6 separate regions of the Mus musculus genome follow, and regions 2, 3, 4, 5 and 6 are each linked to region 1. The links are chromatin loops, found by intact Hi-C in ENCODE. Cell type or tissue: heart. All regions are shown on one strand. Each heading gives the region's core, and the rest is flanking DNA. Links, peaks and the distances in the headings are about the cores only. Region 1 overlaps Ror2 (receptor tyrosine kinase-like orphan receptor 2). Region 2 overlaps Sptlc1 (serine palmitoyltransferase, long chain base subunit 1). Region 3 has its middle 6.3 kb from the start of Gm33631. Region 4 overlaps Gm2762 (predicted gene 2762). Region 5 holds the start of Gm33631 (a long non-coding RNA gene). Region 6 holds the start of Ror2 (receptor tyrosine kinase-like orphan receptor 2).

What was found. Hi-C counts contacts between places; a loop is a spot of excess contacts. Peaks named below come from ENCODE experiments on the same cell type or tissue, not always from the same donor. Only the 100,000 strongest peaks of a DNase experiment are listed, where the experiment ranks them.
Region 2: it touches region 1 in a loop (6-fold over the local background); 29 of 42 quality-filtered maps call a loop at or near these places.
Region 3: a loop joins it to region 1, with 3 times the contacts of the local background. A loop is called at or near these places in 17 of 42 quality-filtered maps.
Region 4: it touches region 1 in a loop (16-fold over the local background); 17 of 42 quality-filtered maps call a loop at or near these places.
Region 5: it touches region 1 in a loop (3-fold over the local background); 18 of 42 quality-filtered maps call a loop at or near these places.
Region 6: a loop joins it to region 1, with 5 times the contacts of the local background. A loop is called at or near these places in 18 of 42 quality-filtered maps.

What each region holds. Positions count from the first base shown.
Region 1 is chr13:53,117,439-53,122,558 of GRCm38, forward strand. It overlaps Ror2 (receptor tyrosine kinase-like orphan receptor 2), which reads right to left. Exons shown (of 9, transcript NM_013846.4): 5 at 4,226-4,353; 6 at 1,253-1,567. Among named protein-coding and RNA genes, the nearest start is that of Gm52058, 50 kb to the right of the region's middle. In heart, for the core only: CTCF peaks have their summits at 1,118 (motif pointing right) and 2,484 (motif pointing right); a DNase peak (open chromatin) is centred at 2,493; H3K27ac peaks cover 983 bases.
Region 2 is chr13:53,354,199-53,359,318 of GRCm38, forward strand. It overlaps Sptlc1 (serine palmitoyltransferase, long chain base subunit 1), which reads right to left. Exons shown (of 15, transcript NM_009269.2): 6 at 4,563-4,695; 7 at 1-82. Among named protein-coding and RNA genes, the nearest start is that of Sptlc1, 21 kb to the right of the region's middle. In heart, for the core only: a CTCF peak has its summit at 2,371 (motif pointing left); no DNase peak of the experiment used is centred there.
Region 3 is chr13:53,313,531-53,318,650 of GRCm38, forward strand. No RefSeq gene overlaps it. Among named protein-coding and RNA genes, the nearest start is that of Gm33631, 6.3 kb to the left of the region's middle. In heart, for the core only: a CTCF peak has its summit at 2,433 (motif pointing left); no DNase peak of the experiment used is centred there.
Region 4 is chr13:53,423,542-53,428,661 of GRCm38, forward strand. All of the region lies in intron 4 of Gm2762 (predicted gene 2762), which reads left to right. Among named protein-coding and RNA genes, the nearest start is that of Gm38564, 6.8 kb to the left of the region's middle. In heart, for the core only: no CTCF peak of the experiment used is centred there; a DNase peak (open chromatin) is centred at 3,140.
Region 5 is chr13:53,307,313-53,312,432 of GRCm38, forward strand. Gm33631 (a long non-coding RNA gene) reads right to left here and starts at 2,438. Exons shown (of 3, transcript XR_382387.4): 1 at 2,243-2,438; 2 at 1,978-2,103; 3 at 1,360-1,802. In heart, for the core only: a CTCF peak has its summit at 2,714 (motif pointing left); a DNase peak (open chromatin) is centred at 2,749; H3K4me3 peaks cover 1,339 bases; H3K27ac peaks cover 1,962 bases.
Region 6 is chr13:53,283,375-53,288,494 of GRCm38, forward strand. Ror2 (receptor tyrosine kinase-like orphan receptor 2) reads right to left here and starts at 2,750. Exons shown (of 9, transcript NM_013846.4): 1 at 2,407-2,750. The coding sequence starts at 2,503. Gm33574 (a long non-coding RNA gene) reads left to right here and starts at 2,807. Exons shown (of 3, transcript XR_382385.4): 1 at 2,807-3,124; 2 at 5,083-5,120. In heart, for the core only: a CTCF peak has its summit at 2,836 (motif pointing left); DNase peaks (open chromatin) are centred at 2,207 and 2,937; H3K4me3 peaks cover 2,837 bases; H3K27ac peaks cover 2,763 bases.

The DNA of each region.
Region 1 (5,120 bases), core at 538-4,537:
CAGAGCCCTCCTGCCCTGAGGGTTTTCAGAAAGGAACAACAGAGCCACCCTGCCTTCTGGCAGGAAACCCAAAAGACCTAAGGGTTTTACATGTGACCTGAAGGGTAGCATTAGAGGGACTGAATCCTATGGGACCCACCAGGCCCCCACATCCAACCACCCAGGCCAGGATGCTGATGTCAACAGCAGCCTGTTCTAGAAGCAAAATGGAGCTGCACAGGCAACTAGGGCAAGTCCCAGGCCTGGTCCTGTGCCCCTCAGAGGCCACATTTGCTGTCTAAAGAGAGTCCGGCTCAGCTCCACGTGAGAACACACTTCACCCCGCCTCCATACAGGCGTTAGAACCTGGGATGTGTCTGTTAAGCTGCACATGTGTTTACTGCAAACTCTATCCTAAGATACATCTAAATCTTAACTCAGGCTTTGTCCATCTCCACCAGCTTAGTAGCATAAGGAGTTGCCCACTTCTGGAACACCCAGATGAACCGCAGAGATCAGATATCCTTAGAGTCTTCGGGAAAGAAGCCTCAGGCCTGGGTCTCCCTCCCTACCTGTTCTAGAAACACCCCATGCAGTCCTCAGAGCATGCTAAACCTGACAGAGCATGCTAAACCTACCCTGACTGGCCTCTGTCCACCTGCCAGGGCTCGTGGAGCTGACTAAAACCTCTAGCCCACAGGCACGGGGGAGATGGGGGGATCCACGTGGCATTCTGCCATGGAGGGAATGAAGATGGAGCACGTGCCTCTGTCCTGTGCAGATTCAAAGAGGCCATGCCCAGATCTCAGGCTCAGAAGAATGAAATAGTCCCTATCTTTGAGATCAGATGTTCCATGGGCAGGCACCCAGGAAAGCTGATCGTCCCAGATTTCCTTCTCCAGGGATGCATGTTAGGGGCTTGCTGAGCTCTTGAAAGCTGTCCAGTGCTAGGAATCCCTGGGGCTCCAGAGTCTGAAGCCCATTAAACAAGCCAGGAGGCTGGCTCTGCCACTCCAATGGTCCCAACATGGATTGGAGTATGAAGTAAGGCTTTGGAAATCCCAGGTTCAAGGAGACAGACCCAGACAAGGCAAGGAAGGGTCCAGCTCAGGTGAGAATCTGGCGCAGGTTAACCACCCAGCCACTAGAGGGCTTCCCTGAGACTGCACTGTCCACTCTGGCAAGCGACCTGGCCCTGCTCAGTAGGGCACAGAGACCTTAAGAAGCTTAGAGGTGTGTTTGCTCAGCTCTGCACCCTCAGGATGACACTCACAGCGACCCAGCCTCTCCGCCGGGATCCCGATGCGCATGCAGTTCGCAGCATCCGGGCTCTCGGGCATGGGCAGCGCTTCGCACTTGGGCAGCTGGAGCCGCATGAGGATGAGCGGGTTGGAGCGGGCGATGGTGTACTCCTGGCGGCACAGGTCGTTCTCCAGCACCTCACATTCATCCCGGCACAGTTCCCGAGGCTTGGGCGCCCGGGAGCGTGCGTCGCACAGAGGGAAGACGAAGTGGCAGAAGGATGGGATGGCAAACTGTGAACACTGGTCTGACAGTTGCGTGGAGGTGCCGATCATGGTGAAGGCAGCTGCAGGAAAAGAAACGCGTGAGCCGTGGACAGCTCAAGCCCCGCCCCAGCCCAAGATGCCGTCTTCAATCAGTCTCTAACCTGTCCCACGCCTCAGCCCAACTCTTACCAGAAGACAAACCCTGAAGCCCCTAATCTTGGTCCTTGATCCTCTCCACCCCCTCAACTTCACTGCTACCAAAGACAGCTCACATTCCGCCCTCTCCTCTGGGTTTCCAGGCACCCTGATAACCTTTCCTCTGAGCCCCAACCCCTGACTTGGGTGCCCACCTGATACTGTCCTACACCCCCATTATCCTATTCCAGACACACAACTTCTGAGAAACCCTGACCCACACCCTACACACTAACAGTCACAACTCTAAGCGCCCCGCACCTCTATGCTCTGCTCAAACCACAACCTTAGCACCATCAATGGCCCGCTCTACAACCTGACCCCCCGCCCCTCTCCCACTCACTCCTGTGGCTACCCTGAGCCCTGGACACACCATTTCTCGACCTCATTCCAGCCCCTGGAGACCATGCCTCACCCCCCCCCCCACACACACACACACTCAGCTCCAGAGCTTATCTCCTGAGGATCTAGTCTGTGCGTGGGTTCTACAGCAGGGGGTTGTACACGGCCTGACCTTAGAGGGCTTAGGAACATAGCAAGAAAGAGATCTAGCTGGGGGGGGGGGGGGGGGGGGCTTCTAGGTACCCCAGGCTCACCCTGAGAGGCCCAGGCAGACAGCCCAGGCAGTAAAAAGAATGTGTGGAGGACTGGAAAGTCAGAGTGGGGGTTAGGTATCCAGTAAGACGTGGAGAACTGAAGCAGCCAGGTTCCTCTGCCTACAGATTCTGCAGATAGCTGTGAACACCTCAAAAACCCAGAGGAAGGGACTCTGGGTGTGCACTACCAGATATAACCAGCAGGTGGCGCTGCTGTCAGACATTTAGTCGCAGGATACAAGCCCAGACCCCCAAAGGCAACTGTTGAGTCTGGGTTCCAGCCAACTCTCAGTTAATGTATAAAAGTGACAGCTGGCCCTTCAATCCTTTGCGACTTAGATCTAGAAAGTGATTAGTTGAGACTACATGAAGAGATGAACTTTCACCCAGTACCTAAAATACGGGTGGGATGTGAGTGGCCCCAGGGACTGGCTAGCCCCGGGGCTGGAAATCGTGGGCCCAACCCTTGTATGGGCACCTGAGGTCAAGGACAATGTGTCCAGGATTTGGTTTAACTAAGGAATAAACGCCCCAGTACAGAGTTGGCAATGAAGGGGATTGCTGCCAGAAAAGTCAGCCTTGGTGCCAGGCAACTAAGGGCTAAGAGGCACAGCCAGTAGTTCCTCAGGGAGCCAGTTCACAATGTCACTGCTGTGTTCACAGGACTCCAAATGTGTCATTTGAGGGCTGTTTACCCCAAATCAGCTCTAGGCAGGGAAGGTACTTCCATATCCCCTACCCTTGGGCTTAGGGACACGTCCATATTCTAAAACATGTGCACACATGAAGTGAGATCTTTAGGGAGGGAACCTAGGCTTCAACACAAAATTCACTGTTTCGCACGGGCCTCACCCGCGTGGTCTTCAGGTGGTTCCATATCACATTTTCAATGCATTTGTGCCTGAATGAGCTTGTGAGTGCTGAACCAGCAAAGCCGGGGCTCCACCGAGGGGCCATGTTGGTTCTGTGACTCAAAGCCTACTGGATTCTGGACTTGCAGGATCAGATTGACTCCGCCTGTGCGAAGTCACAGCATGAGGCACGTTTGTCACTGAACCCAAGGCTTCATTGTTGTACAAGGTGACATTAAACCATGCTTCCAGCAAGGGCACCAAACTGTTCAGGGAGCCTTCCCACCGGCCTCTGATCCTCACCCATGTAGTTTACACAGCTCATGGGGCTCTGCTGTGACTGTGAACTCGGCTGAAGTTAGGAGGTCCCGTCAGCAGTGGTGTCTTCCTGCCTGGATCTTTATTCCAGCCCAAGCCACTGCCAGGGCAGGGCTCTGTCGTGCCCCCTCCTAGCAATGCCTGACTCTCATACAAAGCCTGGCCAATAGCGCCACAGAAAGCATTCAAGCCCCGCCCCCACAACGCTGCTGGTCCCTTTCAGAGTCTGGGAAGGAAGGCAGTGGTAGGGTCCAAGACTAACAGATTTCCTTCCTAAAGCGTCTTCTAGTAAAAATCCCTCACCATGGAGCCCACGCTGGGCTGCTGAAAGCTCACGGCCAGCCAGAAAACTCCCGAAGAGACTGAGGAGCGCTGCTTCACTTCCTTGGCACACAGGTGGCACAAACATGCAGGAAATGTAGAGCAAGCTCTCAAGCAGAGTGAGTGTGACTGTGATATCAGTGCCCCCAACACACCCAGCCTGGCTGGGGTGCGCACGCGCGTGTGTGTGCGTGTGTTTATTCCAAACATCTACACTTGCTAACTGCAGTTTACGTGGGGCCTGTCCCTTAAAGCTCTTGTGTTTGCTTCCCGGTGTGGTAGTGCTGAAAGATACTTTGGGAACAGGGCATAGTGGATGGTTGCTAAGTGCCACCCTTAGAATAGATTGAGGTTGTTTTCACAGGACAGGCTATGTTCTCATAAGATTGATGAGAAAGAACAGGTTGGCCCTGCACAGAAGGCGCTTGCTGTACCCCGAGGGGGCTGTGCGACCTACCTGTGATTCGGTTTTCAATCTCCCCCTGCATCTGGAGGGAGTCCACATAAATAGTCCGGTTCCCAATGAAGCGCGCACAAGCGATCCCTCGGTACGGCTGGCAGAAGCCATCTTCCTGATCGTCATCCCTGGAAAGACAAACAAACCTCCGTGAGTGACTGCTGAGGACAAATGGTCCATGAAGTGGTTTTAATCCAGAATTTTACAAACCATCGACGTTTTGGCTTTATTCTGCTTTGTTTGTTTAGTTCTGTGACGGGGCCATTTTATTTAGTCAGGGTAATTCTGAACTCATTCTGTGGTCTAGTCTGGCTGTGAACTCTGAGGGCCCCCATCTTGCTTCAGCCTCCCAAGCGCTGGGATTAGGTCACCATACTTGGCAAGCTGGCATTTCTTTTTTACTTGGTCCAAAAATTCCATCAGCGTAAAAACCATCACATAGTGGCTTTCTTCTTATTGCCCAACTTGGGAAGCAACCAGATACACAGATAAACAGAGTGGTGGTCCACACAACAGGACACAAGTCAGGGAAAGGATGTGGGTGCCTGCCGGCAGGGCACCGAGCCCATCTGAAAAGCTCTGCACTGTGCGTGTGGCTCCAACTTGGCAATGCTCCAGAAAAGGCAAAGTCCAAGGGCAGTAATCAGATCCCAGACTGCTGGGTGCGGAGGGGCAAGAGGATGGATCTGAGCTCCTCAGAGGAGTCTGAGGGCTGGGGACTTCTAGAAATGATGACCGCATGCTGGATATGTCAGCGTCAACCCATAGAAAGGGAAACTCAAAATGAGCCCTACTGCATATTGCCCAATTCAGCTCGTGATAGGCTGTCGATAAGAACTCTATCAGCGGCCTTGTAGTAAGAGGACAGCAAGAGGGAACGCTAACTTCTGGTCAG
Region 2 (5,120 bases), core at 484-4,483, 240 kb after region 1:
CACATCATTATGCTTAAATAACTTAATGTCACTTCTTGATGCCTGTAATCCTTTCTGGATAGCAAAGCAGGCCGCACTGTCCCTGCAAGGAAGAGAGGCACCAAATTGGGGTTAAAGGGCCTTGTCAACATTCTCAGAAGAATGCCTGCTTGTGTAGCAGACCAGCCTCCAGCTGTTACCTGGAACACAGCAAACAGAAAGCGTTTGACCACTGTTTGCTCTTCATGCTGCACATCCTATCCACAGGACTTACTTCACTTAATCTCTTCCAAGAAACATGGCTAGCTGCATCCTGACCACTCTCAACTCATGACCCATGCTGTGCATGGCATCTGAGCTTACTCATGTGCTCCTCTTGCTAAGAACTTTGGAAAGCAATAGTAATCTCACCCTTAGTGGCAGCTCTGTTTACCTGATGGCACTTCATCGTGCTCCATAAAGAAACACTGGCAGGGGCTGGTGAGATGGCTCAGTGGTTAAGAACACTGACTGCTCTTCCAGAGGTCCCGAGTTCAATTCCTAGCACCCACATGGTGGCTCACAACCTCTGTAATGGGATCCGATGCCCTCTTCTGGTATGCCTGAAGACAGCTACAGTGTACCCATGTACATTAAATAAAAAATAAATATATAAATAAATGTCTTTTTTAAAAAACAATATTTTAAAAAGAAATGTTGGCAGTCTAGCTGCGGGCGGAACTTCCGGACAACAAGCACTGAGCATAGGCAAGCAGCACAGGGATCCGTGTAACCTAGCTCACAGGGAACCTGGTCTAACCTCACTCGCCCACCCCCCGCTGAGGGGAGGGAAGAACTTGGCCTTTGGCCTTTGAGGAATATGAGGACGGCAGCCTGCACCTTCCCTGGGAACAAGCTTCCACCCCACATGGTAACAACGAGGCAATGGGTGTTGTCAGTGGTAACACCAAGGAAATCAGACCTGTCACCGTCACCCAGTGGCAATGGAGAATCTCTGACCTTGGGTGCCAAGCTGAAGCAGGTACAAGATGGTGGCCGGCTCCCTCCCTCCCATGTCCCCAGTGTCAGTGGAAGCCAACCCAGACAGACGGCACCCCAATACTGTCATCTGCAAAATTCATGCTCCAGAAACATGACTGAGTTAGGAGGGGAATCTCAGTGTTGTTGTTCATGGGGCCGCACTTACAGCTCCCTCAGGGTATGTGACCTACAGGCAGCAGTTAGATAGAGACCCACATAACACAGAGGGGAGCCACGTAACAGGAAATGCCTAGGTTCCAGCTGAGGATCAGCTCCATCAAGTGTCCCTCATGCCACTAAGCTGACAGGGCCCAAGAAGACCTATGAGTGAACTCAAAGCAGCCAGGATAAAAAATGCTTCAATGAGCATGACCAACAAACCTGAAACAAGCCAGTTAAAACAGACAGCCAGAGCAAACAGAAGTTACAGAGGAAATCCTGCAGAGATGGAACTCTGAAAAAGAAATAGCCAAGGAGCAGAGGGAAGGGATCAGTAACCAGGAAGACATAATTGAAACGAGTCACTGCCAGGGAGAAACAGCTGAGGGGAAGAAGAGAACAGAGCTCCAGGGAGCTATGACAAGGGAGCTGGCATCCATGTCACTAGTCACAGAAGGGAACCGCAGAATGACACAAAGAACCTGGCTACAACCCTAATACAAAAACAACTTAAACCCACAGGTTAAAGACAGTGGGCAAACCCCAAACAGGTGAGGTCAAAAGAATTACAGGGCTACAGTGCATCCTCCGCAGGTTCTCGAGGCTTCAAATGCATGCACAGCTCAACTTGCTTTCAGTCATTTAGCACCTGTCTAGGTGGCCAAGGGATCACCTTCACCCATTACTGTGGTCCAAGACTCTATTCAGGGAGGTACAATAAGAAAAGCAGAGACCTGACTTCAGAGTGTAACACTGAGAAGGCACACATTCCACTGACTCTCTGCCTCAGGTCTGAGGATAACACCTGGGTAACAGAGGATGTCTTGGTGTAAGAAACTTCCGTAAGAGACAGGATCACCCATGCCAGTTGCACCGGTCATGGGTCACAAAGTCCATTTCTGCCTTAGTCAGTCCAGACTACTCTGGTAGGTGTGCTCTGGCGTGTCACCAGTGATGTGTGGGTTTAGGGCCTGTGACATCACATAGTTTGTCAGTGTTGCCAGTATAAGTATGGCCCAGGAAGCAGAGTAAATCTATGCACAATGATTATGCCATGTTGAACAGAATTCTGTATGCCGGTGACACCCAGAACAAGCTTCCTGGGCCTATGGCAGGGGCTTGTGAAAACTTACCAACCTTTCTAGGTACTTCAGATTCATCCCTACACAACCACCATCTATGAACTTGACAGGAACTTGGGCTTGGATTGCCCTCTAGTGTTCGAAGAGTGGCAATACAACAGATCACTTCTAGTACACCTCCTCTTGGGCATGCTAGTTAAGCCACTGTGAAAAGACAAGCCACAATCCTTGACTGCCCAGAACTTTCACACCATCAAGAGCTTTCAATCACTAAGACCTCGGGTTGGGCGAGCTGGCTCAGCTGTGACAAGCACTGCTGCTCTACAGAGGACCTGGGTTCAATTCCCAACAGCACACGATGCCTAGAGGACCATACTTAATCCCAGCTCTAGGAGATCTGACATCCTCTCCTGACCTTTGTGGGCACTACACTCACATGGTAGGCACTGAACACACATGGTGTGAATACATGCAGACAACACACCCACATGTTAAATAGAAATCTTAAAAAGTAAAACCTCAAAATAAGGTAGCAGAGGCTGCCTCCACAGTAATCAGTGATGAAGAGAACTCACGCAACTCACAACAGCGTTCTCAGGAAACCCAAGCTCAGAGGAAGCACGGATAAACTTCTCAGTGTTCTAACAGAAACTGACAGGAAGAAACACGGACTGTGAAGTGCTAAAAGAGCACACTGAGCAGGAAAAGAAAGTGTGGCGAGAGGCGTCAGCACCACAGAGCTCAGTCCCTGAGCTCAGGACAGGCCATTCGCAAATGGTGAAGATGGCTCACAGGAGCTTTGGGGCAGCATTAAAAAGCAAGTATCTAGGCCAATGGGGGTAGAAAAGGATACGAGAATGCCAACAGGGTAGAAAACTTCCCGAAAGGCCGGCTGCACACACAAAGGGACAGGAAGACTGAAGGTCATCATCAGTCAGATTTAACAAAGGTGAAGGTGAGGAGACGGATTTCCAGCAAACCAATGGCAGGAAGAGCCTATCTCCACCCAGAACGCCTGAAAGAGTTCTCAAGGAAATAGTTCCGCATATGCACAGAGAGGCCAATCCTGTAAACAATGAGTATAAACCAAAAAATGGGAACAAGCCCCTGAAATGATAATATTTTAGTAGGTTAAGATAGTCAGCAAGAAAAGATATAAACTATATCCCCAGAAGTGTACTTAGGGATCAGAGATGGTGCAGCAGTTAGAGTGCTTGTTTACAAGCGTGAGGACTGGAGCTTGGCTTCTCAGAACCTGTGTAAATGCCCCCTGTGAGGAGAAGAGCTCCCCAGAGCAAATCAGCTAGCCAGACTAGCCCTCAGGGAGCTCAGGTTGTCCTGAGTATGGGAGAACACTGCTAGATGACTCCAAACACCAACCCTGGGCTTCCACATACACACGCACACATGGAAATGGGAGGGGGATGCGAGAGAGCATCTCCTTACTAGCTTATCTTCATTTCCTTCCTGTCCTTATGTTTATGATGTGTAAGTTACAGTCATTGAAAACAGCTTGCTATAGTGAAAAGACAGTTTTGTAAACCTCAATGCAAGATGCTAACAACTGTTGATGCCAGCTGCATGGCCAGCAGCTTTCCCCTTGCAGTAAACAGCACCCCATGCACTCAGGAGACACGCCTGAGTCTGCAGACTTGCCGTAGCAGTCAGGGGTATCCCTACCTGGTGGCCCTTATATTCCTTTAAAAAATATTTATTTTTATTTTATCTGTATGAGTGATTGTCTGATCATACGTACATACATGACGTGTGCCTATATCCAAGGAACCAGGAGAGGGTATCAGAGATCCTGGAACTGGAGTTGCAGACAGTTGTCTGCTGTATATGGATGCCGAGAACCATGCTGGATTCTCTGCAACAGCAGCCAGCGCTTAAGCACGGAGCCACTGCCCCTGCCTCAGCTCCCATCCTTAATGAGCACTGAGGCAAGCTCAATAGAGACCTGGGGACCAGGAAGGATGGGTGATGAGGAGCATGTGACATTTCCAGGCACAGTAAGCAATGTGAGGCTGTGACCATGACTCAGCGCATGGCAGGGCCACAGAGCTGACGGGAAGGAGACGGCATGCCTCATTTGGACATCAGCAAAAGCAATCACGGTGCCAGGAGCGTGAGCCCTGCACTGTCCAGCATCTCATGGGGAAGGGTCTTGACCAGGAAAACAAGCAAAACAAAACCAAGAACCCGGGAAGATTCCTTCTTCCTTTCAGCTTATAAGTTCCATCGAGGACCTGCGGACCCTGGCTGCCAGCGCTGTGCAGTTTCTGGCGGAATGTGGTCAGGAGTGCAGGTGAGAGCGCTTACACAAAGATGATGTCCCCTCTCTTAGAGTACGCAGGAATGGCACTGGCTATGGTGGAGAAGCCATACGAGTAAATGATGGCTTCTTCGGTCTTCATAAACTTTGCCAGGCGCTCTTCTAAATCCAGATGGACATCTATTTTAAGACAAAAGTGAAAACAGTTAAACTGTCTTGTAATTCTTTTTCATTTACTAACAAATGATAAAAAGTACATAGTCATTTAATTACTGCCCCTTTCACCTTACAGACAAAATGGAATTTTAAAAATACATAATTACTTGCACGTGTGCGCGTGCGTCATAGTCCATGTGTGGTGGCCAGAGGACAACTTGTAAGAGTTCACTGTCTCCATTAGTATTTTAGCTCTGGAGAATCAAACACTTGTTTGGCAGCAAGTAAGCTTACCTACAGAGCCCAAAATGGAATAAAAAAACAAAAACAACTCCCCCCACCACCTTAGAAGATTAAGATAGCTTTGGTCTCAAAGTTCTTGTGAGACCATGAACTGAAAGCAGCTCCCTACCTCCCTAAGCCAGGTATTACCAACTGCCCCCACTGGG
Region 3 (5,120 bases), core at 756-4,755, 200 kb after region 1:
CCCTACCACACCACCTCGAGTTTCTGTTCTCCTATTTTGATATGATGTTATATCAGGAGCTGGGGAAATAACTCAGCCAGAAGAGCACTTCTAGCCTACTTGGCAAGATCTAGGACAATGAGAATCCCTGTCCAAACATAAAAGTGAATGGCATCTGAGGAATGACAGTTGAGGATGCCCTCTGACTTCCATGTACATAGGAGCATGAGTCCTACATAGGCATGTACACACACACACACACACACACACACACACACACTCCCCTGGAATGTTAGGCCAACAAGAAGGTTATCAGCAGAACAAAGAGTCCCAATACTCCTGCTGCCTCAGTACTGGCATCTTGTATAATAAGAGAGCCCCGAGCACAAGCCCAGGAACCAAGCATCAGTGCCATGCTGCTAGGGAGCCACAGGCCTACTGGGAGGAGTTTTGCCACTTTTTCTGCTGTCTATCCAGAGTCCCCTTGTGTTCTCCCAGTCCCTCAGTCTGTTTTAGTCTGAGGCAAGTCTTCAGTTTTTCTTTACCTGTTCTAACTGCGACCTTGGTGCACATTCAAAGTACACTGGTCAGTTCTTCTGCACTCCTCTGTTGGTTTCTTCGATTACACTGGAGTTCAGCAAAGAACATTAAATACCCTCAAAGAACATTAAATGCCCCCAGCATGGTATTTATTGCCCATCAGGCTTAATAGTCTACAGATATCTCCATTTCTTGGTCCTGCCTTGTGGCCTGTGGCTCTTGCAGTTTCCCTCTCTACAGTATCATCACCAAGGAGACAATGTGTTCTAAAACACAAGCATCCTGTTTCTTCCAGGGTTTCCTATAGATATTAGTCTCCTCCATTCAGGAGTCATTGCTATCTTGGGTGCTGTCTTAGTCAGGGTTTCCATTGCTGTGAACAGACACCATGATCAAGGCAACTCTTAAAAGGACAACATTTAATTGGGGTTGGTTTACAGGTTCAGAGGTTCAGTCTGTTATCATCAAGGTGGGAAGCATGACAGCATCATGCAGACATGGTGCTGGAGAAGGAGCTGAGAGTTCTACAGCTTCACACAAAGCCAGCCAGGAGAAGACTAGAATCCTCAGCCAGCTAGGAGGACCCTCTCTTTCACAATGGGTGGAGCCTGAGCATAGGAGGAGAACTCCAAAACCCAGCCCCAGAGTGCTACATTTTCTCCAGCGAGACCACACCTCCTAGCAGTCCCACTCCGTATGGGCGAGTGCACGTTCCTGTTAGGGCTGCCTCTTGGTCGTTTTTCTTCTGCTGCTTGGTCAGAATTTAACCTGGGTGCCGAGGATCCGAACCCCATGCCCTGCTTGAACAGGGTGAAAATCTCGCTTTGCTGGGGAGACCCGATATGGTTCCTATTCCTGGCACAGGCATGCACAGTGGCTTCCCCCCTGGGCACTTGCTCACATGTGTTTTTCCATTGGGATGGTGTTAGGTAAATTATTTTGATAGCTTGTAAAATATACAGATTGTATTCTTAGTTCTCCTCTGGAAAACAGTACCACCAGGAAATTGGGATCTGTTAAAATTTGCCCAATACAGTAAGGAATTTTAATTTACTTATGTTTTTGGCTTTCAGAAACAGGATTGCTTAAACAAACTCTCCCAAGACCTCAGCATGTCGTGGGGCCAAGTACTGGGTTAGATTAACCAATTCTTGTCTTCTTACATAGGCGTAACTGCACAGGGCTATTAGCTCCCTATTAAAGCAGTGTTTGTTCGCTATATTTTGTTAAAACTCTGAATGAAGCTTTAACCAAAATAAATTTAATTCAGAAAATTCCTATACAACTTTTTTTTTTTTAAATATACTTTTACCCAGGTGTTGGTGGCATAAGCCTTTAATCCTAGCACTCCAGAGGCAGAGAGACAAATCTCCAGGTTCGAGGCCAGCCTGGTCTACAGAGCGAGTTCCAGCACAGTCAGGGCTACACAGGGAAACTCTGTTTCAAAAAAGAACAAAAAAAGAGAGTGTTTTTCCATACATACATGTATGTGCAGCTCATTTGTACCTACTCCCCACATAGGACAAAAGAGGCCATCAGACCCCATGGAACTGGGAGTTACAGGCAATTGTAACCGTGTGGGTGCTGGGAACCCGGGGATCCTGCAAGATCAGCAAGTGCTCTTAACCACTGAGCTATCCCTGGAGCTCCCAGAAAATCCTTCTGATAGAAGCAAGCCATGATGGAAGAAGAGAACTGACTCCCTCAAGTTGTCCTCTGTGCCTAGATACATCTACAAATACGCACAATAACTACATATATATTTTTAAAGCTTAAGTAAAGAAACAAGCCCGGATGGCAAGATGGCTCAGCAGGTAAGAGCACTGACTGCTCTTCCAAAGGTCCTAATTTCAAATCCCAGCAACCACATGGTGGCTCACAACCACCCATAATGAGATCTGGCTCCCTCTTCTGGTGCATCTGAAGACAGCTAGAATGTATTTGTGAATAATAATAAATAAATCTTTGGGCCAGAGTGAGCAGCAGAGCGAGCAAGCAGAGTTGATTGAAGCGAGCAGAGGTCCTAAAACAAAATTTTCAATTCCCAACAACCACATGAAGGCTCACAACCATCTGTACAGCTACAGTGTACTCACATACATTAAATAGATAAATAAATAAATCTTAAAAAAGAAAAAGAAAAAAGAAAGATGCAAGCCTTCTCAGCATTGATATTCAATGGGAGGAAGTCTCAGTGTCATTACTGGTTGAAATGCAGTGAACGTGTTGGTCCTCAATTATTTGTTCTTGAAGTTCCTTGGAGACTGACAAGGGTGGAGGAAAGTCTCCTTTTAGGAGACAGGGGAAGGGACTATAGTTGACATTATCAGATTCCCCCTCAACTCGGTCCCCCTGTCTGAATGTAGGACCTCACAGATTCTAGTTTCCAGAATTAATACCTGTGACGTTTGCCAGACTGAGAACCCTCAGAGCCAGGCCTGCCAGCCCCGACCTTTCATTCCATGCTCCAATAAACCTGTATTACCCAAGACTCCGGAACATCAGCACTAAGGACCCACTGTCCTCCAAAGTCTTCAGAGGCTCGCTAAAGTAAGAGACCAGGCTCAGGTCTCTAAATGGCTACTCTGAGAGAGCAGACGCAACAAAGTAACCAGAGAGTTTCCTGTGAAGGAGGGGTTTGGAGGGCAAGGTGCGGGAGGGTGTTCAGGTGAATGACACTGGCTCCCTGCCAAGAATTGTGAGTCAATAACGAAGTTCAAAGCACTCATCTACAGAGAATCTTGTTCAAGTGTTTTGTACTGCAGATTAAGGGTGTTGGTGATCCTGCCCCGTGGGGATGTGCAAGGAAGGTGGAGGTGGAGACTTGCCACCCACCCACTGACAGCCCACTGAAGGAAAAGACACCCAAGGAAGCCTTGCAAATGCAGGATCACTGGGAAACTGAAAACAAGATAAAACAGAAAAACCCTGTGTCTTAGTGTTCTCCTTGCTGTCATAAATCACCAGGACCAAATGCCACTTGAGGAGGGAAAAGGTTGTTTCCTCTTACAATTCTAAGGTCACACTCTGTCACTGAAGGGAAGTCAGGGCAGGAACTGAAGCCGACGCCTTGGAGGAACACTGGTTACTGGCTTGATCTCCTGGCTTGCTCAGCCGGCCTCCATATACAAACTCAGTACACCCGCGCAAGGTGGCACCCACCTCCAGTGGGCCCCCTCCCATATCCATCATTAATCAAGAAAATACCCAAAAGACTTGCCTACTTCCCTCCATCTGGATGGAGGCGTTTTTCTCAATGGAGCTTCGCTTTCCCAGATCATTGTATCTTGTACCAACCTGATGATAAAATCAACCAGGAAACTGGGTCGGTGTCTGGCACTCTGGGAGAGAAAATTCAAGATTCGATTGTAATCTTTCAAGTTTGTTTGTTTGTTTGTGGTGCTGGGAGTTGAACTCCGGGTGTTTTGTATGCTAGACCAGTGCTATTGTCGAGCCACATCCCCAGGCTTCTAAAGACTTAGACTGCTGGCTTGTTTGGTAAATTAACCTTCTTTGTGATGAACCCCTCTCTAAGAAACTGTGGTGTAAGTGGATGGTTACCACTTACAACCTTCAAAAGAGTTCCTTGCTCCCCTCTGGGAGGGGTGATGACTAGGCTAAGAGATGCCCAGGCAACTGGTAAAACAGCTTATGGGTGTCTCCATGATAGTATTCTCAGAATACATGGGCATTCTGACTGAGTCAAGAAACTGCTCACAAGAACACGGGCAACTGCTTGTGGGCACCTGGACACAGCAAAGGAGCTGCTGTGACTTTTGAAGAGCTAGGCTGGACACTCAAATTTCCGGCTCTCCAGCCTTTGGGTTCCTGGATATGGACCAGTGGTCCTCGTATGGTAGAAAGGACTGAAGCACACTGGGCTTCTCTTAGAACGTGCTCTTTCTTTCTCTCCATGCATGCTGGGAAGAAGCCTGGCAAGACAGACTCCCTGTGAGCAGGCTTCGTCTCTCATTGTGGTTAACTGTTCTGTCAACCTGCTGATGGGCCAAAAGGAGAGGTGTTCTCTGGGAAGGCACTTCCTGGAGACTGCAGACATCTGACTTCAGCCTAGCTCTTCTGCAGCGGCCTGGCTGGATGTGCTCCGTCCATGTGCTGCAGAATAAGCATACTATAATCATTACCTCTTGACAGGGGTCCTATGGCATCCACTAAAGCAGGTTCTTTAAAACTAATACTGAGAGCAAGGGCCAGGGGTTGCTCAGTGGTGGAATACCTGCCTAGCATTTTCAAGACCTTGACTTCTAGCCCTAGCACTGCAGGGGGGGAAGACAAAACAATAACAAACCCAAAAGCCTTGAGCGCTCCTAACTTATTAACTTATTTATATGATTGTGTAGCACTAGGAGTTGGACCCAGGGCTTTGCAACATGCCAAGCAAGCTCTCCACCACTGTGCCACATCCCCTGTCCACAGGTGGCTTTAATTTGATTTAATTAATTAATTAAATAATTCAAAGATTTGTTTTTTATTTTTACTTATGTGCTTCTCTGAACTTCTGCTATCATGTGCGCATGTTGACGCTCACAGAGGCAAGGACATCAGATCCTAAAAAGCTGTAACTGTCTGTGAGCTGCCCAAAG
Region 4 (5,120 bases), core at 769-4,768, 310 kb after region 1:
GCTTCAGTTGTTAGTGGACCCATGTGACGACCATGATGCACGTCTGCTACCAATGTGTAGGGGGGCCAGGTCCAGCCCCTGCGTGCTCTTTGTGAGCCCCAGAAATAGATAATTCTTAGTCCTTTATACAAGTTGCAGGGTTAGTTTGGGTGGGAGGGCACCACTCCCTTTAGTCCATTTCTTTTTATCTTTTTCAGCACCAACCAAGGCTACAACATTAAATTTCCTGTGTTCTTTTCCTCCTCAAACTATACATTCTATATCTTTTTGCCCCACTTTCTCTTTTTCATTGTAGATCTGCTAACTGTGATCAGTTATAACTGGGTTACAGAGTCAATATTAAACCGTCTTAAAAGCTCCAGTCCAAAATTCTTCAATGTAGCTTCAGGTGGATTCTTCAGACAAGGGCAGAAAGTGGCCTTTTTCCCCTCTATACGATCACAAGAATTGTCTCTAGCCTAGTTTGAAAATTAGCTTTTGTTCGTTAGATATAATTGTTGTCTCAGAGGCTTGCTGCTGAATATGCTCACCTTTTTCTAGACTCTGGCTGGCTGATTCAACTTAACTTTCTGACGCAAAACTCCTCCTTCTTGGGGACTAGGAATTGCCTCACAAACCACACGGACACCAATCTCAGATGGGGGAGAGTTTATTGAGTGTACGCCCCAGGATTGGTCAATAAGGACCATGGTACAGATTCAGAAACTGAGCCACGATCCCTTTAAAAGCCCCAACTCCACAAACATCTGTGCCAAGCTATTCCACCAATCAAGATTTAGGGATAGGGGATTTCCTTGGGAACATGTCTGTGTTGTACACTTATCCTGTTCCCATTGGTTGAGGTATTCAACTGTGGCAGGGGACTTGCCTTGTCTAATAGTAATGTCCTAACTTGTCTACCAGGATGGGGCTTGTCTAACATCCATGTCTTAACTTGCCAACCAGGATGCCAGGTACCCACATTCATGTCTCTTTCTGTCAAGTAGAATGTCAGTTTCCAAGGAAGTCTTGGGAACTTAAACTTTACTGGACCACTACTTAAAATGGAAGTCTTATTCCAAATAGTTTCTTATGCTGGTACATACACACACCTATCTTCCTAACTATAACCTGTTCAATCTGTACAGTGGTACCTTTATGTGTGTTTTGGGGCTGACCATTTGTCACTGGACAACGACCTGGAATGCCCTTCCCTGGGAAGACTGCTTCTCCCATTCACTCCCAGCTTTCTGCAGTTAAATGCCAGCACCTGAGCTTATAGCAGCATGCATGTGTTTAGCTGGGCTCGTAAAATCTAGTATATTGACGACATCAGAAAGTCAGCGTCCCCTTACCCACACCCCATCATTCACACCAGATGCTGGTGACTTGCTTTAACTAGTCCTTTCCCCAGCCCAACAGTGTGCCTGCCCAGCTGCACGTGGCTGTGCTGTTTTCTGAGTGCTTGAGAGAATTTGCTCCCCCACCCCCACTCCAGCCCTGTTGGTCTCCCCAGCCTTCTGTTTCTCTGTCCCCACTTCTCTGGCTTTTAGAACCTCCTGAGGGAGAGTTTTGCTGGAATACGCCTGGTATACAAACTCTTCCACTGAAATAGAACTCATAGCCCCCACGGTTATAAACATGCCTGTATCTTACCACATCTTGGCTCCAGTCACCAGTCTCCTCTGCCTCTGTACTAGCACTGTAATGCCATCAGCTTCCTCACTGAATTGTCTCTGGCTGCAGCTGGCTTTTCTCCACATAGTGAATTTGAGGTTCATAGGGGCGGTTTTTTTTTAGTAATTGTTCTATTTTTTTTCTAAGTCAGCTTCTTTCACGCAGAGTAGTTTGTGTAATGTGCAACGGGTGGCAGGCAAGTGAACGGCTGAAAGTAGCTAAGAAATGCTGCCGGAAGCTGGTCCAGGAGCCGCTGTGTTTCGCTGTAGCGTTTATACCGAGTGGGGCTCCTTCAGTAGAGAGTACACGCAGCACTCTACAGACTAGTAACACTGTGCGCCAGGGTCTGTCTCTACACTGGGGGCCTTTGTTTGCTTTTGCTGTGATAAACACCAGGACCAAACTCAACTCAGGGAGGAGAGGGTTTTTCTTTGGCTTCCAGGTTGCAGATCATCACTGAGGGGAGTTGGGGCTAGAGTTTAAGCAGGAATCTGGAGGCAGGAACTGAAGCAGAGACCATGGAGGAACACTGCTTGCTGGCTCAATCTCTATGCATGCTTTGCTCTGCCTGCTTGTTATACAACACAGGACCACCTGCCTGGGGGGTTGGAGGGGGGTAGCACAGCCCACAGGCCCATCCGATGGAGGCAGTTCTTCAATTGAGATTCTCTCTTCCCAGGTGACCCTAATTTATATCAAGTCATCAGCTAAGCCACACACTAGGGATGAGGAGAAAGTCTGTGATTGTGACTGTACTGTGAACTAGCTGGACTCAACAAGTGGCAGCCGTCCATACCTTCTGAAGACCTTCAAGTTGCACTATGAGGCCCCGATTTCCTGTAGCTGCTGTGTGTCCTGGGTGAGGCCCAGATGGGCTTGGCTTGCTGTTTAGGACAAGCCTCCAGGTCATACAGCCAGTGAGAAGAATGTGGAGGTTGGCTCCCAGCCTGTGACTTAACCCTTAAATAGGGTCTCCTACTTAGCCAAAACCTAAGATATATCTTTATATGGCTTAACAACCCGTGGCCTTTTTTGGTTTGAGGATGCTGTGTCCTCTTGGGTGACTAGGAGTAACTGAAGTGAGCAGACACCATGCTTACCCTTCTAATACTATCCCCCCTGCCTCAGGAAGCTCCTCCCCTTTATTACACTGACTGGCTTCCAGTGCTGTGTGGCAGAGGCCATGTTGTCTGGCCTGAGAACTGCACACATGGCTATAGCTTTCCCACATGTCTTAATGTCTGCTTAGTGTGAGCTCTGACCAGGCGGATTACGAAACACATTCCCAAATCATTATTAGATCAGAAACCTTTCATTTACTTCAGATGTAAATTTTAGTCAGGCAAAAGAGATGGAGGAGTAATTAACCCTAACGGTTAATAAACCCTAAAGGCAGCCCATAAGGCGCTTGGATTCCAGCACAGGTCTCCCTTCTTGCTGTTGCAGCTCCTTTGCCTTGTGTGGATCGCCCCCTAGTGGTCGTCAGGTTGACCATGCCAAGGCACAAGTGTCCAGATCGCCCTCTAGTGGTCGTCAGGGTAAGCATGCAGAGGCACAAGTGTCCAGAGAGCTGCCACCAATGATATAGCTCATGTTGACCTCATTTCTAACTGAAAATCGGTGCCCTGCCATCTGTACTGATGGCTTTTCTTTGTAAGTTGTCCCTGGTTTTTCTTTATAGGACACCATTTTCTCCAGAGGCAGAAAAAAAAAATTACCACTAAAAGCCAAGTGTGGGGCATAACATAGGTTAATACTTAATATTTTTTAAAGTAAACTATCATAACCACAACCAAGCTAGTAGTTAGTGCTTCCTCTCGATCCTAAAATCATGCCACAATGGAGATTTCATTAGAAATATACATGAATATTACAATTTAAACCATTTTAAAATTACATTGATTGATTGATTGATTGGGGGTGCCGGAGGGGGGCTGTCTGTGCCAGAGTGCACATGTGCAAGTCAGAGAACAACTTGGGGAGTCTATATTCTCTCCTGCTACCATGTGAGTCCCAGGAATTGAACTCAGGTCATCAGACTTGGTGGCAAGCACCTGTTTTCACTGAGCCAGTCTCACCTATCCCTATTTTAAGCACATTTAATCCCAGCACTTGGGAGGCAGAGGCAGGTGGATTTCTGAGTTCAAGGCCAGCCTGGTCTACAGAGTGAGTTCCAGGATAGCCAGGGCTGCACAGAGAAATCCTGTCTCGAAAAAAACCAAAAACCAAAAACCAAAACAAAAACAAAAGTACAGTTTGGTGGCAACAGGCACATTCACAACATCGCCCCCACAGGCTTTTAATGGAGCTGACAGGAGACCCTCCCTCCTCACCTTTCGCTCACCCCCCAGCCCCACCCCTGCAGGCTCTGTTGCACTCTCTGACTCCCTGACACTGTCTATTCTAAAGCAGAGTACAGTCCTGTGGGACCAGGTCCTAGGCCGTACGGTGTGCTGAGATATGCTCTGCAGTGTGTATTGAGTTGAAGAACCCTCAGTAGGCATCTCCTGAGAACTGGGTGTCTGTGGAGATGACCACTCCTATTTCTGGCATACCAGGGTTTTGTGCTGGGTGATGAGCATTGAGGGTTAGGGAAAATAGCTGGCTTTAAAAATACACGCCTAGGACTGAAGTTCCTGGATTTAAGGAGCCACCAGCCTTAAGTTCACAGTGGAGTTGCCATTTCCATTCCTACCAGCAAAGGGTTCGCTTTTCTTGACATTCTCATCAGCAGTTGCTATTATCTGTCCTTTATCTAATTGCTTTCCTAGTGGATATGTGACCTCGTTGTGGTAAGTTTATCTTTTTCTTGTCTTCAGAGCAAGCACACCACACGTTTATAAAAGCAGTTATGCTTTCCTTTTGTTTTATGAGTATGGATGCTTACCTGCATCTATGTATGTGCACCATGTGGGTGCAGTACATACTGAAACCAGAAGAGGGCATCAGATGCCCTTTGAGCTGCTTGATGTGGATGCTGGGAACTGAAGCGGGGTCCTCTGCAATAGCAGAATGTGTTCTTAAGTGCTGAGCCATTCCTCCAGCTCCATAAATCCTTTCTATGCAACATGAAGCACTGTATAGACTAGGTACTTTTTTTTTTTAATTTAATGCTCCCTCTAGTAAATAAAATCTCTCAATTTTAACTCATTTGTAACTTTAATTTTTCTCAAATCCTATTTTTAATGATGGTTCCTAAATGTTTTAGCTTTCCTTATAACCCATCACCCACCAGAGGTAGTGGAAAAGAAAGGATATAAGGGAAGTGGACCTATTTAGAAAGGTTCTTTGGAGCAACTCCCATCTGTGTTGTCTGGAAATCAGCAGTTCAGTTCACAGGTTAGCAGGTGGTGGCGGCAGCTCCATCCACTTGTAAACACCTCATGGATACACCAGAAGTCCAGTTCAGTAGAGTCAGGTTAGTGACAGCAGTGACAGGACCTAGCAGAGACAGCCAGGCCTCA
Region 5 (5,120 bases), core at 467-4,466, 190 kb after region 1:
CCAGTGCATTCAAGCACAGCAGGTTGGAAAAACATAGCTGAAAATGATTCTAAAATGTTCCAAACGCAAAGCTGAAATCCAAGAGTAGCAAACACCATGGTGCTGTAGTCTCTGCCTCCACCCAGCAGAGTGTGAGTGGGTCTGTCCACTGTGCTCCAGGTCTGCGTCCTGAGTGTGCTCAGCTGGCGCAGACTGGATCTTGTCATCCTCTGGACGGTGTTTGGGCTCTGTGACTGAGCACTCTTGGCCTTTGGTTATCTCTAGGGTGTTTTTGAAGCCAATGTCCAACCAGGGTAGAGCTGGATACCAGGGTAGAACTGTGTCTTTCTTATTTCTTCACAAGGTGAAGTGTCATGAAACTCATTTTATAATGGCACAGAAAAAATATATACAAAGTCTTTTTATCAGAAAATATATAAGTCCGAGAACAGGAGAATAATGCAGATAGGTTTGTTTATTTTTTTAAAGAATTTTTGGCTTTCATATAAATCTTTACAAAGTAACTTACTTTTTTGTTTGTTCTCAGGCTTCAACCTGAGACCTGGCTGTGTCTTTCCCCTTCGACTGGGCTCACCGGGGCATCTGCTCTGTTGCTTCTTGTTGAACTGGAAGTTTTTGTATACATTCAGCTTTCCCCTAGCCCATTGGCATATCTGGAGAGAGCCATTTGTCTTTCTATACCATATAGATTCTATACCGTGATGCTCTTGTAAAACAGGACTCTCGTGACCCTACACCCTGGCTGGGAGCAATGTCAGATTTGTATCCAGTGCTTCTGGCCATAGATGGCCTTAGTAGCCTCCAGCAGAAGCTATAGGAGCAGGTCAGTGCCTTTCTTCCTCCCAGAGAAACTTCTTTGGTGTAGTGAGGTCAAAACTGAAGTGCACCACAAACTAAACGCAATGGAAACTAGGGAAACTAACTGGGGAGCAAGAGGTTAGGAACAGGGTGTGGAGCGGCTAACAAACAGATTTTGTTCTTAACTAGATCAAATAACAGCATCCAAATGCACTCCTGAGAGGTGTCTCTAGCAAGTATCTTCAAATGTTTTTTTTTTGTTTTTTTTTTTTAATGCAAAAACTGAATAATAGGAGCTGGAGAGACGGCTCTTCCATTAGACACAAGTTCAAATTCCAGCATCCCTGTCAGGAAGTTCATAACTGCCTGTAACTCCAGCTCCAGGAGATCTGAGACCCTAGTCTGGTTTTATCAGGCATCCATAGACACATGCACATAACCACATACAAGCATACACATATATGCATGTGTACATACATACATACATCACACACAGGCACACACACACACATGCACATAGTGCATGGATAAAAATAAAATACATTTGAAAAATCCTGAAAATAAATGTAAAGTCACCGTATTTACTCTGGATTATAACATTAATGACCTTCTGTAAATACTTCACAAGCCACAGATTTACACAGTTCCACACCACACACGAGGCTGAAAACCTCCCTTCCAAAAACCAGCCTGTGATTCTGTATGCCCTCAGGAAGTGTATATAATAGTAGAAACAGGTCTACAAAACAGAGCCACAATGTGGGAGAGGCTCTACAGAAACAAACAAAACCCAGCATTCTCTGTGGGCACAGACTTGACCCGGGAACTCAGAAATGTTTCAGGGTGTTGGCCCAGCAGTTGGAAGAGGAAGATGATACACGGAATGGCCACACTGGGCACCAATGGAGCAGCAAACTTTTCACCGTAACTACTGATGTGAGAGAACGTGCGACTAGCTTGCAGCCCAGCCTCTTCATCTGGTCCTGCTGCCATCTGTGTGGGATCTAGATAAAGCATTAACAGGGGAGCCCTTCGTCACTACCATGTTACAACCCACCTAAAGGTGTAAGCACAACACAGTCTTTGTGCTGGGCTTTTAAACGGGGCATCTGACACAGTGCCTGGAGACGCATCCGTTTGAGGACTAGCCAGGCATTACTTATGACAGCAGTTATGTACCTGGAAACCTCCGTGCTGGGACGTTACCCAAGCTCCGCAGTCATCTAGGAAGCCTGGTCCAGAAAACCTGAGTTGCTTGTGTGGAAACTTCCCAGGACCACACGGAGTGGTTAGTGCCTGGCAGCGCTGAACCAGGGGAAGAGCAGAAGGGAAAGATCCATCAGGAAAAGTGAAACAGCCTTGTGCCTGCCAGATAGAGAGTGCTCGCTCACACACTGTCATCTCCACTTTAAAACAAATTGAAGGGGAAAAAAAAATCCCTCACCTCTCCTTTTTTGGTCACTTCAGCTTTTCTCTGGTGGCTTTAAAAAAAAAGTCTTTTCTTCCATGACACACTAGGAAAGGCACTTTTGGAGCTGTGGAGTGGTTATAAGTGACTCTCTCACAACTGGTTTTTATTTCCATTTTGTTTCACTGACTGAGAATGTAAATTGAACTCCAGAGCTATTGTGCTTTGTTCTGCCTCTCTGTGTGGAAATGTGTTCCAAATTAAAGTCCACGGGTAAACCAGAGTAGTCCCGAATGTGGCCCTGCAGCTTTTGAAGCAGGGCGGGGAGGACTGGGGGAGCGGGGAGGCGGAGCCAAGAAAAGACAGAGCGCAATTTTATGAGCCCCAGATGGTGCTGTGGGTGTTACGGATATCTTTATGTGGGGAGGTCACGGGTTCAGGTTCCATCTGGAGAGAGCTCTTTGCGCCTAGGGAAGAGAGATGGGTGCTCTGGCAGGAAATGGAGCCACCTGCAGGCTCCGCACGCTGCCTTCCCGGCCCAGCTATGTATCCTCCGCATGTGGCTGCGAGGCTGAGAACAAAGGAAAACCAGGAACTCGCCCTCCCAGCCACCATCCAGCTCCAGCCACTGGGTTGTGAAGAGTCTTGAATCGGCTTTTCCCTGGCTTGCTGTTGGGAGCCAGTCTGCTCTCCATTGATTCTTCCCTCCTGAAGCAAGTAGAACTGATCTTTCTTCAGACCCAAAAGGAATGTTGACTTTTTGACAGTGGCATGTGATATTGTCAACTTCAAGTTGGAGAATCACATAATTGAGTGACCAGGAAAAAACAAACAACAAACCAACCAACTAACCAACAACAAAAAGAACCCACCGCCCTCCAAACAAACAAACAGACAACAAATCCTTATCATCTAAGTATTTTTATGATTTTGGAGCACATTCGTAGTTATCTCTGGTTGCGCAAGGCTGGTGGAGGTGGGAGTGGGCAACAGTTGGACACGCTGCTTGGGTCATGCAGACATAGTGGTCCTTAGAGTGGGAATTACAGAAAAGAAGTTCCTGAGATGAGTCTGCTCGATAATGTGGGTACAAATGCTTCCTGGTGAGGTGGTTTGATTTGGCTTGGCCGGAGGATAATGCTGACATGGCAAAGCTAGAATGATGGTTTTATGGCCACATTCTTAAATCAAAAATGCTGCTGCTGCTGCTGCTGCTGCTTTTCCTCCTCCTCCTCTCCTCTTTCTCCCCTCCTCCTGCCCTCCCCTTCCCTTCCTCCTCCCCTCTTCCTCCTCCCCTTTCTCTTCTTCCTTCTCCTCCTCCCCTTCTCCATCCTCTTCCTCCCCTCTCTTCCTCCACCCCTCCTCCCCTCTTCCCCACCATATTCCTCCTCCCCTTCCTCCCTTCATTCTCCCCTCGTCCCCTCTTCCTTTCCTCCTCTTCTTCTTCATCCTCCTCCTCTTCCTCTTCCCCTTCAGGCTAGCCTCTAACTCACAGAGATCTGCCTGCCTCTGCTCTTGAGTGTTAGTTGTAATTTATTTTATTATTTATTTTGGTTTTTTTTTTTGAGACAGGGTTTCTCTGTGTAGCCCTGGTTGTCTTGGAACTTGCTCTGTAGACCAGGCTGGCCTTGAACTCAGAGATCAACTTCCGCTGCCTCCTGACTGCTGGAATCAAAAGTGTGCGCCACCACCACCCTGCAGAGGTTTAGTGTTTGTTGTTGTTGCTGTTTTTCCTGGCAATGCTAGGGTTTGAATTGAAGCCAAGGCGAACACTCTTCCACTAAGATGTATTTCCAGCTCTGAGTGCTGGTTTTAAAGTCATATATTCCCCCAGAACCTATATAAATGCCTGGTGGGCCTGGCTGTCTACAATCCCAATTCTCTGGAGACGAAGACCTGAGCTGAATTATTGAAGTCCAAGTTCAATGAGACCCTATGTCAATATAACGTGAAGAGAGATAAAGGAAAACACGCGTGTCAATCTCTGACCTCTAAATGTATGTGCACACACACTCATACACATGTGGATATATACATATGAGCACACCACACACACTCTGATGGTTGTGCAGGTCCACATACAATCTCAGCACTGGGGAAGTTAGAGACAAAAGGATTAGGGGTTTGAATCCAGCTTAGGCTACAGGATAAGATCCCATCTCAGAAAACAAACACAGCCTACAATGGTGGGGAATGCAGGCAATCCCAACACTTGGGAGGCAGAGGCAGGAGGATCAACGCAAGGTCTGTGTGGCCAGCCTGATCATATTAAGTTCCGGTCTAGCCTAGACCACATAGTAAGATTTATAACAGAAATAGCTTTTGTTGGTGTGGAGCATACATCATCTTAAATGTACCGTCATAACCATTTTAAAAGGATGTGTTTTCATTCATATGGATGTGTCTCCCTGAGAGCATGTGTGCACCTGAGTGTGGTGCCCTACTTAGGAGGGATTGTGAGGGTGTGGGTGCTGAAAACTGAACTCTTGTCCTCTCTGAGAGTATCAACTAACTAATGAGCCATCTTTCAACCCTGAAGTATTAACAATGCACCCTCAACTAGATAACTAAAGGAGTTTTTCTTCTGCATTTGCTCCTTCATAGCTGCCTTTGGCTCAAAATGGTCCCTATGCAAAGGTGTCACATGCTGACCAGTGTGTTCCCGCCTTCACCCATGGTGGAGACTTTCTCCCTCGTTCCCCTATACGAGGGAAGGGAAAGCATTTACCATAGGGTTTGGTAGATACCTATGGCATCCACTCCTATCCATGTTCTAGAAGTTACAAGTTGTCCAGGAAATTGTTAATGCATTATTAATTATGAATTATTAATTAATGCATATTCCTCCAATATCCCCAGATCTGCTTTGGGTGGATTACGTAGAGCTAGGGAAAGAGGAAGGAAAATGCAGATG
Region 6 (5,120 bases), core at 532-4,531, 170 kb after region 1:
AAGAGCAGCCACAGGGAGAGCCCAGCTCAGAGGGAGGGTGCCAACCTAGCATGCTGGAGGCCTCAGGTTATGACTCTCCAGAAGAAAAACCACCTTCTGGGTTGTCTTGTTTTGTTTTAAATGGAACCTGGCTGGTCGGATCCCTTCCCTGATAATGTATGTCCCAAAGGAGTCCGTGAGGCTCGGATTTTCAGGGTGGCGCTCTTCATCACTGGATGCCAGGGCTCGACTTGAAATTGTTATGAAACACTGAAAGGTTTCGAATGTGTAGCTCTTCCCTGCTTGGTACTCAACCATAATAAGAAAAACATGTTTTACTGCACACACAAAATCTTTTCTGTTTCCACAAAGTCTTTTACACAAGATGATCTCATTTCTTTTCTTCTAAGAAGACTGTCATTGGGTATTGTGACCACCACTCAGGGATATGGGCCAGAGGCAATCTGGGCCCTGCAGAAATGAGAGGCAGGAGAAGGCAAAAGCCCCATCACTCCTGTCCTGCCTACCCCTGAGAACAGAGTCCCAAAGCAGGTATTCCTGTCCTTAGGGAATGGAGTCTTTCTATTAAAATATGGAATAAGAACATATATCCTTTTAAAATAATTTTTTCATGTTTTTACATCCCAAATCCTTTCAAGTATAGAACTCTCCAATTGCTGGGATTCACTCCTTAACAACAAAAAAGATCTCAAACACCCACGTGCCCTGTATAATTTCGTGTGTGTGTGTGTGTGTGTGTGTGTGTGTGTGTGTGTGTGTGTGTGTACACGAACAAGCATGCCTGTTATCTATCGACTAGACTAGCAAACAATCCAGAAACAAGAGAAACAAAGTCTTTCTAGAGATTACAGTTCCATTTCACTAGCAAAGATAAATTACCCCCACAGATGGGGGGGGGGGGGGCTGGTGGCTTTCTTCATCAGACGCGATTATCCTTCCTACCCAAGTGAAGGCAGTCCTCAAACTGATACATTCAAAATGCAAGTAGGCCTTTCTACTCTGGTTACAAAATTGACTTTAAGCAACCAAGGCTCCTGCCCCCTTACCATAGCGGATCCTGTGCCCCCACCCCAGCTACACCTCAAGACACCCCAAACCACAAGATTTGTAAGGGCCTGTGGCAAAGGCCAAAATCCCTATGGAGGCGACCAGTTTATAGCCCCTTAGTTTCAAAAGAATTTCTTGATGGTGGAGAAGGGGGAATTCTTGCGGGGCGGGCAGTTTGGTAATGACATTAATTTAAGATACAGGGCACTCTCATTCTGCAATCAGCGGTTCCTGCTTTCGGGGATAGGTGTATCAATGCAAATCAAGAGATCAGAAACGGTAAATACCATCAGCATCGGTTTAAACCCAAACGCCCTCCTGGAAGGTTGCTCAGCATTTCCTTCCTTCTTTGGACCCGACACAAGAAAGCGCCCCCGCACAGCAGGACTTGGAAAGATCCCCAAGTCCTGCTGCCTGACTCTGCCCCTTAACTCTCACCTGCTTGCGGGAACACTGGGGGGCTGGGGAACACTGAAGTCACTGTCCCAGTAGGGCGCGTCTCACGCAGCTCAGAAACTTAGGGCAAACCTCAAGAGTCCCTGACCCTCCTGGGCCCGGAGGCCGTGCCTACCTTCAGCCGAGCCAACAGGCCGCGGGGATTCGGGCCACAGACCTGACGGCCAGTAGGTGCTCTAGGGTTTGCACTGGGAGGATCATCGCCTCTTCCTCCTCCGGCCACCACAGTCATTTCTACCCAGGTATCCTCCAAAAACACGTCTGTGCTCCTTGACAGGGTCTCCTGAGCCCTGATCAAGCCCACACAGAATCCTCCAGAGGTGGAAGAAACGCTCGAGAAAACACTACGAGGACAGGGGGAAGGGCACTTCCCCTTCAGCCTCGCAAATCAAATCCCGGGGCCAAGCCCCCAGCTAAGCAGGACCCACCAAACACCACTTTGGCCACCAATTTCAACAAAAGGGAAGCCAAGACCTTCGATCGTGCGTTCCCCACTGCCCCGGGGAAAAAAAAGACTAACTCAGGACCGCATCTGCCCCGGAGGCAGACAAGGTTCAAGGGATGCATGTGGACTGGAACGGCGGTGACCTGGGAAGAAACGATGGAGTCCAGGTCTTGGGTCACACAGAGCACGTCTACCGGTGCACATCTCGACTGTGATGTACTTAAGAAAAGCTCCCGGCCGCTGCCCACCCCGGCCTCTGGAAACACTTAGTGGTCCCTAGAGCGCAGCTCATTGGAACCAGCCCCAGGCGACTGAGGGCACGGGCCCAAGCTGGCGCCGAGCGCGCGAAGCATGGCCTTGCCTGGCGCCCCTCGATCGAGAGCACCGGCGCCCGCGCGGCGGCCGAGAGAGTGGTGGAAGAGCGGGCAATGCTCGGAGGGCGCACGCAGGGTCCTTACCTGCCGTCCAGGGTGTCCAGAGCAGGAGCGCCGCAGCCGTCCAGACGGCCCGGGCGCACAGAGGCACACGGCTCGGCCGCACCCAGCCCCGAGCCATGCTGCGGGCCGTGGGTGCCCGGTCGCCTACCGCGCGCTCGGCCTTTGGGCTTCGGGCCGGGGCGCCTCAACCCCTCCCCGCCACGCGTCCGCTTCTTCCTTCCTCGCGCTTCGCAGGCTGGTCCCCTTCGAGGGCCACTCTGGTGTCCCTTTTTCCCTGCCCCGATGCACCGATTCACTGCAGAGACTCTGGGGCTCGGGCACGGGCGTCCCGCCGGCCGCCGGGAAGAGCACAGGGGGGGCGGAACGCGGGCGGGCGCGCAGGAGGCAGGGTCCCCAGCTCGCCCGCCCCGATGGGCAGAGAGGCCGGCGCCGGCGCCCTCTGCCGGAGTGACTCAAGGGCAGCGACCCGAGTGAGCGGGAAGGAGCCGGGTCCGCCCCTGCGTCCAGGGAGCCGCCTGCAGCACCCGCCCTCCCGCCAGCGCCTCCGGGACTTCTAGGCACAAAGGTGGAGCCTCCGGTTCATCTGCTCTTGCAGCAGTGTTGCCACCCACCATCAGAAGCCTGGAAACTTGGGGACCTGGACCACACAAATCATTAACTAGGCGTCCCTTGATGAAGCCCCACGAGGGGAATTCAGTTGTCAGTTCTTCGAAATCCTGGGCCCAAAGTGAGAGATGAGGTATGGTCTTCGAACACAGATTTTCCAGAATATAGCCGGCTGCGTCCCCATGGGCGTCCTGCCAAGCCCCTTGGGAGGATCAGGACCCTCCGGGAATCTAGCAAAAAGTCAGCACACGCCCCATTAATGAGGGTAGTAGGATGGGAGCCAACCAAGGCTATGACAACAGCCAGCACACATCAGGGAAGTGAAGGGTCCTGGGGCAGAGCTTGAGCGAGGGGTCCTGGAGTATCCCAAGAACACACTGGAGACCAGGGCGTCGACAATGTATGTGTTAACGTGTATTTTCCTAATGAATGTTATGTGCCTTTGCACGGTAGTATCTTTCCTTTGTTCACCAACAGCCTAAACTTCTTCTGGGAAATATCACTTCAAATATTTGAAAGGAGGAGGCTGGGAGTTTAATTCAAGGTCTTCTACATATTAGGCAAACAGTTTGATCTACATCCCCAGCCTTTGTTGTTGCTGCTTTGAGATGTGCTCATTTTTATTTTACATGCATGTGTGAGTACCTGCGTGCATGGCTGTGACCTAGATGTGTGCAGTGACAGAGGAGGTCAGAAGAGGGCTTTACATCCCCTTAAGCTAAGGTTGCAGATGATTGTGAGCTTCGTTGGGAGTGCTGGGGACTGAACCAGGGTCCTCTGCAAGAGCAGTCGGTGCTCTTAACTGCTGAGCCAGCTGTCTCTCCAGCCCCGGCAGCATCACTCCTCTTTGACAGGGTGTTGCCAAGGACCAAGGTTGGTCTTATTTGGTTCAGTTGTTTTCATTGTTGTTGATGTTGTTTTTAAACAGAGGTACATGAATCCTAGACTAACTTCAAAGTTGTTATGTAGCCAAAGATAACCTCGAGTGTACCCTGCCTTTGCCTCCTGAGCGCTTGGATTGCAGGCATGTGCAGATGGTGCTGGAGACTGAGCCCAGAACCTCTCGAATGTTAGGCAAGCACTCACCCACGAAGGCATAGCTCCAGCCCCACATTTGGTTTTAATTGGGTTGCCTGTAGTCTTGGTTTTTTTATGACTTTAAGAGTTATTTGTAGCTAGTCACGGTGGCATGTGTCTTTGATGAACTTGGGAGGCAGAGGCAGGCAGAGCTCTGTGAGTCTGAGACCAGCCTGGGCTGCAGAATCAGCTCCAGGATATCCAGACCTACATAATGAGACAGACTCCAAAAAAAAAAGACAAAAATTTAAAAAGGGGGGGAGGGGAGAAAAAAAGAGAGAAAAAAAGAATTCTTAGTAACTTTTTAATACCAGGTAAAGATGGCACTGTTTTTGTCATTGTCAATCCACAACCCCACAGGGCTTCAGGTAGAGTAGCAGGACTCCCACCACAGACACATGCCCCAGTAGTCATGTTATCTGTTGCTATAGTTTGGAAACCTTCCCCTGTGCTGCAGGAGTGCACCCATATGAAGCCCAGACAGGTTACTGCCAAAGACCAAATTCACAAATAATTCCACCCAAGCCACTTATTGAGGGTTTCATTGCCATGAAACCAAGACCAGGGCAACTTTTATAAAGGAAACATTTAGTTCACGCTGACTTACAGGTTCAAGGGTTTCATCCATTATCGTAAACACCACAGCCTGCAGGCGGGCATGGTGCTGGAGCTGAGGATTCTACATCCGGATCCACAGGCAGCAGCAGGAGACTGTGTGCCACACCGGGCGAAGCTTGAGCATAGGAGACCTTAAAGCCTGCTCCCACAGTGACACGCTTCCCTCCACAAGGCCACACCTCCTACTAATACCACTCACTGTGGGCCATGCAATCAAACACATGAGTTTGTGGGGGCCATTCCTATTCAAACCACCACACCTAGCGTACTGAACCAATGTTATTTACAGAGTTGGGGTGTGTGTGAGGATGGGTGTGTGTGTGTGTGATACAATGGCAGCTGTATCTCTGAAAGTTCAACCAAAAGTGGAACTCTGGAATTCTTTATACTCTGCAGGCAGTTCCTCCGAAGAGCCTCCTCCTCCTTCACCACCA